2 separate regions of the Homo sapiens genome follow, and region 2 is linked to region 1. Evidence: chromatin contacts called from ENCODE Hi-C or POLR2A ChIA-PET data. All regions are on one chromosome and are shown on one strand. Each heading gives the region's core, a stretch centred on a gene start or an enhancer-like site at or near the end of the contact. The rest is flanking DNA. Distances are from core to core; before and after follow the strand shown.

The links. A loop is a pair of places that touch in the nucleus more often than their neighbours do. ChIA-PET counts read pairs that join two places held with the same protein, here RNA polymerase II (POLR2A). Pooled maps may share reads with other maps.
Region 2: a loop to region 1 is called in a map of mammary epithelial cell, with 5 times the contacts of the local background. The contact joins the promoter of SLC7A5 here to the enhancer-like site in region 1. A Hi-C loop is called at or near these places in 15 of 168 maps with a recorded cell type or tissue (B cell, GM11168, GM12878 and 11 more), 37 of 37 single-sample maps with no recorded cell type and 20 of 50 pooled maps. POLR2A ChIA-PET finds 5 or more read pairs at or near these places in 35 of 52 experiments (A549, A673, AG04449 and 28 more).

What each region holds. Positions count from the first base shown.
Region 1 is chr16:87,804,691-87,809,615 of GRCh38, forward strand. No RefSeq gene overlaps it. Among named protein-coding and RNA genes, the nearest start is that of MIR6775, 28 kb to the right of the region's middle. RefSeq lists a silencer at 968-1,306 and enhancers at 1,231-2,174, 2,170-2,569, 2,175-3,116, 2,650-2,769, 2,820-2,959 and 1 more. Within about 2 kb of position 2,186, at least 23 of the 41 ENCODE cell types and tissues checked have a DNase peak (open chromatin) inside an H3K27ac peak, as active enhancers do; they include A673, B cell, HCT116 and 4 more, where a contact is called at or near this core.
Region 2 is chr16:87,867,635-87,872,559 of GRCh38, forward strand. SLC7A5 (solute carrier family 7 member 5) reads right to left here and starts at 1,873. Exons shown (of 10, transcript NM_003486.7): 1 at 1,251-1,873. The coding sequence starts at 1,788. RefSeq lists a silencer at 1,837-2,186, enhancers at 2,427-3,186, 2,631-3,830, 3,187-3,948 and a cis regulatory region at 3,910-4,236.

The DNA.
Region 1 (4,925 bases), core at 936-3,435:
CGAAGCCTCGGTTTCCTAGGCCCTTCCCACACTGGCGAATACTCTCTGTATCCCACCCTCCTCCCCACCACGTTCCCACCACGACCCTGCCTGAGGAGGGTCGAAAAGAAAACAACATGGCTTTGACTGCTGTCCTGAGGCTTCCCGGGATGACCCCTCGACTCCACCTTTCCAGGAAGGCACCTGCTTAGTCAAACACATAGCACCTGGACAGACACTTTATCCCATATCTTGGGGTCTGATGGGCAGGGGCAGCATGTGGAGAGAGAGGGCGGATGGGCCGTCATCCTTCCTTCCCCAGAGGCTGACCTTTCTCGCTGGTCTCTGGGGCCTCGTGGCCATGGGGCCTCCAACGCCGCCCAGCCATGTTGCTGAGGGCGAGGCACCAGGCCTCTCTGTGGCCCGCTTCCTCCCATGTCATAGTGGTCATCATAGCCCTGCCACCTGCCCATCTGCCTGTGGCTCACCCAGCTGGGAAGGAACTGAGAGTTGTGAGATCCACACACACTCCCCAGGCAGGGGCTCTCCCCGCCCTGACCTTGGTGCATGGACCCCTGGCCTTTTTTTTTTTTTTTTTTTTTGAGATAGAGTCTTGCTCTGTCACCCAGGCTGGAGTACAGTGGCGCGACCTTGGCTCGCTACAACATCCGCCTCTCGGGTTCAAGCGATTCTCCTACCTCAGCCTCCCAAGTAGCTAGGATTACAGGCATGCACCACCATACCGGGCTAATTTTTTTTTTTTTTTTTTTTTGAGACAGAGTTTCACTCTTGTTGCCAAGGCTGGAGTGAAGTGGCACGATCTCAGCTCACCACAACCTCCACCTCCCAGGTTCAAGCAATTCTCCTGCCTCAGCCTCCCGAGTAGCTGGGACAACAGGCATGCACCACCAGGCCTGGCTAATTTTGTATTTTTAGTAGAGACAGGATTTCTCCATGTTGAGGCTGGTCTCGAACTCCTGACCTCAGGTGATCCGCCCGCCTCGGCCTCCCAAAGTGCTGGGATTACAGGCATGAGCCACCATGCCAGGCCAATTTTTTGTATTTTTAATAGAGAAGCGGTTTCACCATGTTGGCCAGGCTGGTCTCGAACTCCTGACCTCAGGTGATCCACCTGCCTCGGCCTCCCAAACTTACGGGATTACAGGTGTGAGCCACCGTGCCTGGCGGGCCCTGTGTTTTGATACCTGAGAAGGTGCAGCTCACCTGGTTCTGGAGTTTAATTGGACCCTGAGTTCTCCCAGTGGAAGTCTGAGAAGGCCAAGCTGAGCTCGATGGCTGTCAGAATCCTCATTTACATTGGATGAACAGGGCGCAGTTTCCCCTGCTCCGGAGGATGGTGGGGTGAGGTGGGAGCCCAGCCTGGGGGAGTGGGGGCAATAGAAGCTGTGGGAGCAGCAGCCCCCCAGGGGCCAGGACCACGAAGCCTCCAGGGACGAGCAAGGAGGCCGCAGAGGGCCAGGCATCAGAGTGGAGAGCAGACGCACAGGACACCCAGAGAGGCCCCTGCCCCTACCTCGCCCCCTCCAAGAACATGCTCTTCCAGTGAAGTCACTGCAGCCCCACTCCCTCCCCACACGGAGGAGGAGGCAGCTTTAGGGTACCTAGGACACGAAGGTGACCAAGACACACCACTGTGGTCAAGGGGCGTGTGGCTGAGGACGACATCTGTCAACCTCCCTTACCATGACTCACGTTCAGAAATCCACAGACATACGCATACATGTGTCGGAAACAAAAGTGGCACCGACAGTTCTCTCAAAGGAGCCGTGTTCTGCGCAGACACCCGCAGCCCCTGTCCAACATACAGCCAGGTAAAGCTGCAGCCGGGCCTCCCGGCACCCCAGGCCCCTCCCTTTGCAGCCGGGGCACGGCCCACAGCTCTTTAAAAAGCCCACTGCCTTACATCCCCACGCTGTCCTGCAGAAGACTGCAGTCAGGTCTTCTGCCTCCCAGAATCATTTCCCCAGCAGCCCGGCGGCGCCCACCCAGCCCCAACGGGGCCTGTCCTGGGAGGTGCCTGCAGGGCGGCTCTTGTTTTCTTTCCCACTTCTGTGCCCACGTGCATTTGTAAGGGCTCCGGGAGGAGGGGGCTTCCCTTTTCTGTGGGTCTCTTTCAGGTCCTCCTTCCACAGAGCTACACAAGGCCCCACTAATTGCTCTAATTGCCTTGCCGCCACCTGGTGCAGATGCAGCCGCCTTTCCAAACGGAGCTGCCGGGCAGGGCTGTAACTCATACTTCCTGCTTGAATCATGTCTGCCTCTTACATCAGCCACCAGCCTCTTTTTCATCCAGCATGGGAGGGTGCAGCTGGGGCAGAGCTGCCGTTGATGTAAAGTCACTAAGCCCTGGGGGCTGGGTTCATGAGTGGGATGGGAATGGAGGTGCCCCGGGGGCTCCTCTTTCTCTCCAGAACATGCTGCACCCTTTGTGGGCAGGTTGGCACCTGTACAATTGGAGATAATGGGTGTCATACGGTCCAGTTGCTCCTCTGAGCTGCTCTGACACGCACCTGCCCTCACCTGGGACACGGCAGGCTCCCCTGTGAGCCACCCCTGGAGGCGCGGTTCCTGGAAGCAGGGAGGGAGGAGGGCAGGGAGGTTGGGGTGGGGCCCTTTAAGGAGTCAGCCCTGCCCTTTAATCCTCACAGGGACGATGGGAGCCAGGATGGCTGCCAGCGTTTCGAGATAACGCCAGCCATGCAGGGCCTGGAAGGGGGAGCATCACCCAGGCACCTCACAGAGCACACATATGCAAAGCCACACGGTCCACACCCCAGCAGACACGGGAGAGAGGCTTCGCACCACCAGCTCCCAGTGATGATGCTGCCTGCCTGCAGCCTGGTGTTTGCAGCTGGACTTAGTTCTTAACCAGGGGATACAGCAATGTTTAGAACAGGGGTGTCCAATCTTTTGGCTTTCCTGGGCCACCCTGGAAGAAGAATTGTCTTGGGCCACACATCAAATGCACTAACAATAGCTGATGAGCTAAGAGAAAATCACAAAAAAAATCTCATAATGTTTTAAGCAAGTTTACGAATTTGGGCTGGATGCAGTGGCTCATGCCTATGATCTCAGCACTTTGGGAAGCTGAGGTGGGTGGATCACTGAGGTCAGGAGTTCGAGACCAGCCTGGCCAACATGGTGAAACCCCGTCTCTACTAAAAATACAAAAATTAGCCAGGCGTGGTGGTGCCTGCCTGTAGTCCCAGATACTTGGGAGGCTGAGGCAGGATAATTTCTTGAACCCAGGAGGCAGAGGTTCCAGTGAGCTGAGATTACGCCACTGCACTCCTGCCTGAGCAACAGAGCAAGACTCCATCTCAAAAAAAAAAAAAAAGTTTATAAATTTGTGTTGGGCCTCATTCAAAGCTGCACTGGGCCACAGGTCGGACAAACTTGGCGTAAAATATTTTTGGGTTGTCACAATTAACTAACGGGGAGGTTGCTGCTGGCCTCCAGTCGGTGGAGGCCAAGGATGCTGCTAAGCATCCTGCAATGCACAGGAAACAACCAATTAACCCCACAGTGAAGAATTATCCAGCCCCCAATCCCAGTGACCAAGACTGAAAAACCCGGGCTGGGAGAGACAGTGCTGCCATCGATTGCTTATGTCTGCCACTGGTGCAGACAGGGTGGTGGTGATGCCTGCAATCCTAATCCCACCCGGCAGACTGTCCTGAATGTATAACCCATCTCACCTCCCACTGTTCTCTCTGGGACCTTCACACCTATAGTCTCCTTTGCTCTGTGAGCTCCAGGTTGAGGAGAGGTGCTTGGACCTGGGCCACCATGTTGCACAACTGCGTAGGTTCTGCAACATGTTGGCCTCCTTTGGATTGTTGTTGTCTTGAGGATGGTTTTTATACAGGCCGGGAGTTGAAATCTCAAAGAGCTACAGGGCCCAGACCCAGGAAAGAGATGAGTGAAGTGGGCAGGTGGGAATGATGGTTAAATGCAGAGGCGTGCCACAACCAAGGGGCAACAGCCTTCAGCCCCCGCCACTTCCAGGCTCTGAGGATGGTGAGCCCCAGATTACTAAATCTTTCATTTTTTTAAAAGGAAGTAAAAAATGTGTTTTTCTTTTTTAAATGTGAAATTGGCCGGGTGCACCTTGACCTCCAAAACTGCTGGGATTACAGGCATGAGCCATCACACCTGGTCAGGAATCTGTTTTTTAAAAGATTTTAAACAATGTTCTTTATCTTGATAGGGATTCGGGTTAACAAGTGTATGTGTCTGGCAAAACTCATGAAGTGGTGCCTCGTAGGTAGTTTGCTTCAGTGTATGTGACTGTACACAAAGAAGAAAGAAGGAAGGGGTGGAAGGAAAGGAGAAAGGGAAAGAGAGGACCATAAACCAATGCTGAACACTAGTTGAAGCCCAAGTCCAGTATGATTTCCAGAGGTTTCCCTAACACCCGCTATCCCATAACTCAACCATTTTACCATGTCCTGTGCCACTGGTATTCTTTTTTTTTTGAGACAGAATCTCGCTCTGTCACCCAGGCTGGGGTGCAGTGGCATGATTTTGGATCAACGTTGTCAGCGGGGTCCCCGCAGGAGATCTGAGCACAAGTTCCTTCTGGGAGCAGGGAGGTGCATAGGCACCTGGATCATCATTTCCGCTTCTGGGGTGGCAATTCTCCTAGAACCTGTTCACAGCTGTGGCATTCGTGTCCTGGAACTGCTATCATTAGCTTCCACAAAACAGGTGGCTCTAACAACAGAAACTGAGGGTCCTGCAATCCTGGAGAACTAAAGTCCAAAATCAAGTTGTCAGCAGGGCCTGCTCCCTCCAGAGGCTCTAGAGGAGGCTCCTTCCTTCCTCTTCCGGCTCCTGGTGGCCCCCAGAGTCCCTTGGTGCCTGGCTGCATCGCTCCAATCCCTGCCTTCCCCCTCACACAGTCTCTCCTCTGTGTCTGTGTC
Region 2 (4,925 bases), core at 623-3,122, 63 kb after region 1:
TCATGGCTCAAGACCCCAACTATAAATTAGCCCTTCCCACCTTGAATGTGTACACACACTATTGAGATGCAGGCCGATCCATGCCATGGGATGAATCTGAGAATTGCCAAGACCCACCTTCCCACGCCACCCAACCAAATCATGTGGCATCTGCTACAAGTGATTTTCCCCCTGAAATCCCACAAGAAAACTATTTTGAGGCCGGGCACGGTGGCTCACGCCTGTAATCCCAGCACTTTGGGAGGCCGAGGCGGGCGGATCACAAGGTCAGGAGATCGAGACCATCCTGGCTAACACGGTGAAACGCCGTCTCTACTAAAAATACAAAAAAAATTACCCGGGCGTAGTGGCGGGCACCTGTAGTCCCAGCTACTCGGGAGGCTGAGCCAGGAGAATGGCATGAACCTGGGAGGCGGGCTTGCGGTGAGCCGAGATCGTGCCACTGTACTCCAGCCTGGGCGACTGAGCGGGACTCAGTGTCAAAAAAAAAAAAAAAAAAGAAAGAAAAAGAAAAAGAAAACTATTTTGAAAAGCAGTTATCTCTGGCCTGGTGAAGAACACACCAGCACCATGCCCACCAAAACAGGAGCCCCATGGCTGTTTCCCAGAGAAACCTGGGACCCGCACGTCCATTCACTGCAACACAGACTGAATCTGCAGCCAAGCTCCGCTCTCTCACTACTGGGAACCCTCAGGGGGGATCCCTTAGCCTAAATCAGCACCAGTCACTACCCGCACACGATGTTATTACTACTGTTTTCTTATGAGTCAGCCCGTGTCACTGATTCCTGACGAGCTGGTGTGGAGAGCAGAAATGAATGATTTTTTTTTTAACTGCAATTTCCTTCTCACCAACCAGTCAGCAATCGGAGCTCTAACAGTAAACCGATTGCTCAGTTACTCCACGTGGGTGCCACGCAAGAGGCTGGGAGTATTGCTCAGCGGGGCCAACGGGAGGGTGGCACTTGCCTAAACCGCTTAAGTGGGGGAATGGAATGCCCACCGAAGGGCAGGGCAGGGACCCTGCTGTCCCGTCACTGAAGATATTCCCAGCCTGTGGGGAGAAGTGTAAAAGAATGAATGAAAGAAACGCACGTGGTTTCTGGGACCAATGACCTTAGCCTAGAACTGCCGGGATGGTCCAGGAACGTAAAGATGTAGAGATGTGGGAGCCAGGGGCGTAGTGATGCAAGGATGCAGGGACCCAGAGACTACGACCTCCCAACCCCCGGCCCGCGCCCCGTACTCACGCACGCAGAGGCAGGCCACGAGCTTGGCTGCCTCCTCGGGCACCGGGCAGGTGGGGAAGAGCGGCTTGAGCAGGTAGGTGGCGAAGACCAGGGCCACGATGTACTGCGATGAAGGCCGGATGATGAGCAGCTCGATCCAGAGCTTGAGGAAGGCGGGCAGCGAGCCGTAGACCTCCAGCATGTAGGCGTAGTCGCCGCCCGATTTGGAGATGGTGGTGCCGAGCTCCGCGTAGCAGAGCGCGCCCACGATGGAGAAGACGCCGCACGCGGCCCACACCACCAGCGCCAGCCCCGGCGAGCCTGCCTCCTTGAGCACGCCCGTGGGCGTCACGAAGATGCCCGAGCCGATAATGGTCCCCACGATGATGGCCACGCCGTTGAGCAGCGTGATGTTCCGCTGCAGGGTCACGCCCTCGCCCTCGCCTGCCGGCGCCGAGCCGTCCGCGCTCTTGGCGGCCAGCATCTTCTCCCGCGCCTCTTCCTTCTCCTCGGCCGCCGGCGCCGCTAGCGCGCGCCGCTTCGGGCCCGCACCCGCCATGCTCTGCGCACCGGCCGGGCCTGGGACACCCGGGAGCCGCGGCCCAGCGAGCAGTGTGCGCGCCGCCCGCCGCCCGCAGCTGCGTCAGGAACCCCGCCCGCGCCGCCTTTTAGGCCCCGGCCCGCCGGCCCCGCCCACCGTCCGCGGCTCCTCCCCGCCCCGTGGCCCGGCCCCGTCCCTCAGCCCCGCCCCCTCGGCCCAGCTCGGAGCACGTGCGTCGTCCGGCCCAGCCTGGCGGGCTATTCCCAGGCCCGCGTGGTCCTCGAAGGCCCCAGTCCTCCTGCGCCATGGAGACCCCGGCCTCGCGACCTCCCCCCTCCCGGCGCCCGCGTCATCCCAGCCCGTCCTCCCGGATGCGCCTGGGCGGGGCCTGGCAGTCAGGGCGCGCCCCTTCACCCACTGGCCCGCAGCCTCTCGTCAAGCCTGGGAGCGGGCAGTGCACCAGGGCTGGCCTGAGGCCAAGGATGGAGTTTGGGGTACCCCCCGAAGGGAACCTAGGCTCCTGTCCCGGATGGGCCGAGGGGATGGAACCGCCCCCACAACCAGCTCCTGGGGCACGGGGGAGGGATGAGAGGATGACCTGAGGGGAAGCTCCTGCAGCCTCCTTCCAGCCTGGGGGCTGCATCAGTGGGGCTGGTGAGCCGCGAACTGGGACGAGGGAAGAACCGAACCGAGGCCACCCAGTAATTCCCATTGTATCCCAAAAGAATCTTGCCAAAGACGGCGATCCGGTGCCCGTAGCTTTGAGAAGCAGTAATAACACAGGCTTTGGGAAGCCAGCAATCTGCCTGAGCTCAATTTAATCAACAGAACCGGGGGTTCGCTGGGAGCCATAAGACCCCCACCCCCAAATCTACCTGGGGAATTCAAAGGCAGGCTTCAGTGTGAAGGGGCTTTAAAGCTTGTTATTCCTAGGGAATGCGAGAGGCATCTTAGCTAAAAAGGGTTGAGAGGTAATTTCAGTTAGAGGCGAGAGCAGGATGCCAAGGCTCCTAGGCCTGGAAATGGGAAGGAATATAAATACTGCCCCGAGATTGACCAGACTGGTGAGCGGCCAAAGACCTGTTCAAAGGGTGTGTGTGGGTCAGGGAGGAAGCTCCTCAGTATCACCCCACCCCGGGGTTCCTTGGCGTGTGTGCAAACGAGTCCTTGGAAGCTCACAGCAGGCATGTGGGGAGGCCTTTGTTCTGGGTGAGCGTTCAGCCTCCCAGGGCAAACACGCAAACACCGGTTGCAGAGCTGGGTGTTCACAGCAAGACAGTCTGCTGGGCAGATGCCTCTGGAATCCACAGAATTCTGAACAATAGCCGTGGTGGAGGGGGGTCAGAATCCCTGTCGTGCTGGGACCTCTAGCTGCAGCCAGGAATGTCCAGGCCCCACCCCAGGGAGGGGGCGGCTGAGGAATGCCAGGGCTTGTCATTCTGGACCTTGCTCGCCCCCCGGTATGTCGGGCATTCCTCTGCGGTGATAAAACCGAGCGAAATCTCAGCAGCCCAGGCAGCCACAGGCGGGGGAGTGCGGAGGTCACACAGATACTAACTTGTAATCTGCCGTCCACATTGCTGGCTGTGGAAGGTGCAGAGACCCCTCCATCTGCCCTATTCTTCCCGCTGTGCCTGCAGAGGGAAGGAGACAGTACCACCATGGCTGGGCAAACTCACCGAGTGCTCACTGAGTCCTCCCCTAGACAGCTTCTTATGCAATAGGGTAGGTGCCAGTTAGAGCCATTTTGCAAATAAGGAAGCTGAGGCTTGGTAGGGTTACCTCGCTTGTCCGGCCAGCAAGTAGCCTGGGAGCTGTCCTTTTGACTCTGAACTTATATGGTACTTTTAATCATTCCACCATTCTTCTTTGAGTAACAAGAAAGGCAACCAACAGTCATACCCCAAAGCATAAAATTACAACCATGATAAGCCAAGGACATGACAGGGTGAGCCAGCGACAGCGACAGGGACCAGGCAGGTCCAGATAGACTTTTCTGAGGTGGTACCTGGAGCTGAGAGCCCAGGGTGAGTGAGAATTAATAAGGGAGGTGCAGGGGTCCCCACCGGCACAGAGGGGGCCCTGCACAGTTGGTGCAAGTCATGGTTGGTGCCCCCAGAGCCAGGCTCCTGGCAAGTGCTGGAGCCCTTAAGCAGGAAGGGTGACAACAGCCATGAGCGTGTTCAAGTCACACAGCTATTACGCCACCTCTGTCGGTTTTTACTGGGTTTTCATATGACAACATTCTAGATTTATCCAGCAAATCTACTCCTCTCAGACGTCCCTGATGCCGGCCCTGAAACGCCTTCGCCTGAAAGCTATGACTCTAGAATCTTAGCAAAGAGTGCCATCTGTTGGAAAGATTCGGCAGCGTTTTGATTTTTACAGAGGCAGGACAATGGTCTTTTCAGCTCCAGTCAGTAATTTATCACATGTTGTGTATTTTCAGAGGTTAAAAAAAAGAAAGAAAGAAAAGAAAAAAAAGTTGTGGCACTCTCGCTTGAGCTGGTTGGGAGAATACTTTCTTTTCTTTTTTTTTTTTTTGAAACGGAGTCTCACTCTGTCACCCAGGCTGGAGTGCAGTGGCACAGTCTCAACTCACTGCAACCTCCGCCTCCCGGGTTCAAGCAATTCTCCTGCCTCAGCCTCCGGAGTAGCTGGGATTACAGGCACCCGCCACCATGCTCGGCTAATTTTTTATTTTTTGTATTTTTAGTAGAATTGGGGTTAGCCAGGATGGTCCCAATCTCCTGATCTCGTGATCCGCCCGCCTCAGCCTCCCAAAGTGCTGGGATTACAGGCGTGAGCCACCACGCCCAGCGCCCTGCAGGTCCTTTTTAAGGCTGTTTGCAACATAAATGAGACGAGGCATCTTCTGCCCCCCTCAGAGCGCCAGCGTGGAGTTGAGCAGGCCACCCTCTCTCACAAGGCGAACCCGTCATTATTTTGTCATTTGGAGCAACTGCAGGGGAGCAGCAAGGCCACAGGGCGAGGGGAGAGAACCCGGTGGATAATCCTTTGTTTTCTAATTATGAGATGAGTCTCGCAGTGCAGGGATTGTGGTTTTCATCTCAGCAAAATATAGGAGTGAGGTCCGGAGCGGATCCTTGCTCTTCCTTTCAACTCGTTCTTTTTCCCAGGAAAACGACTTACCT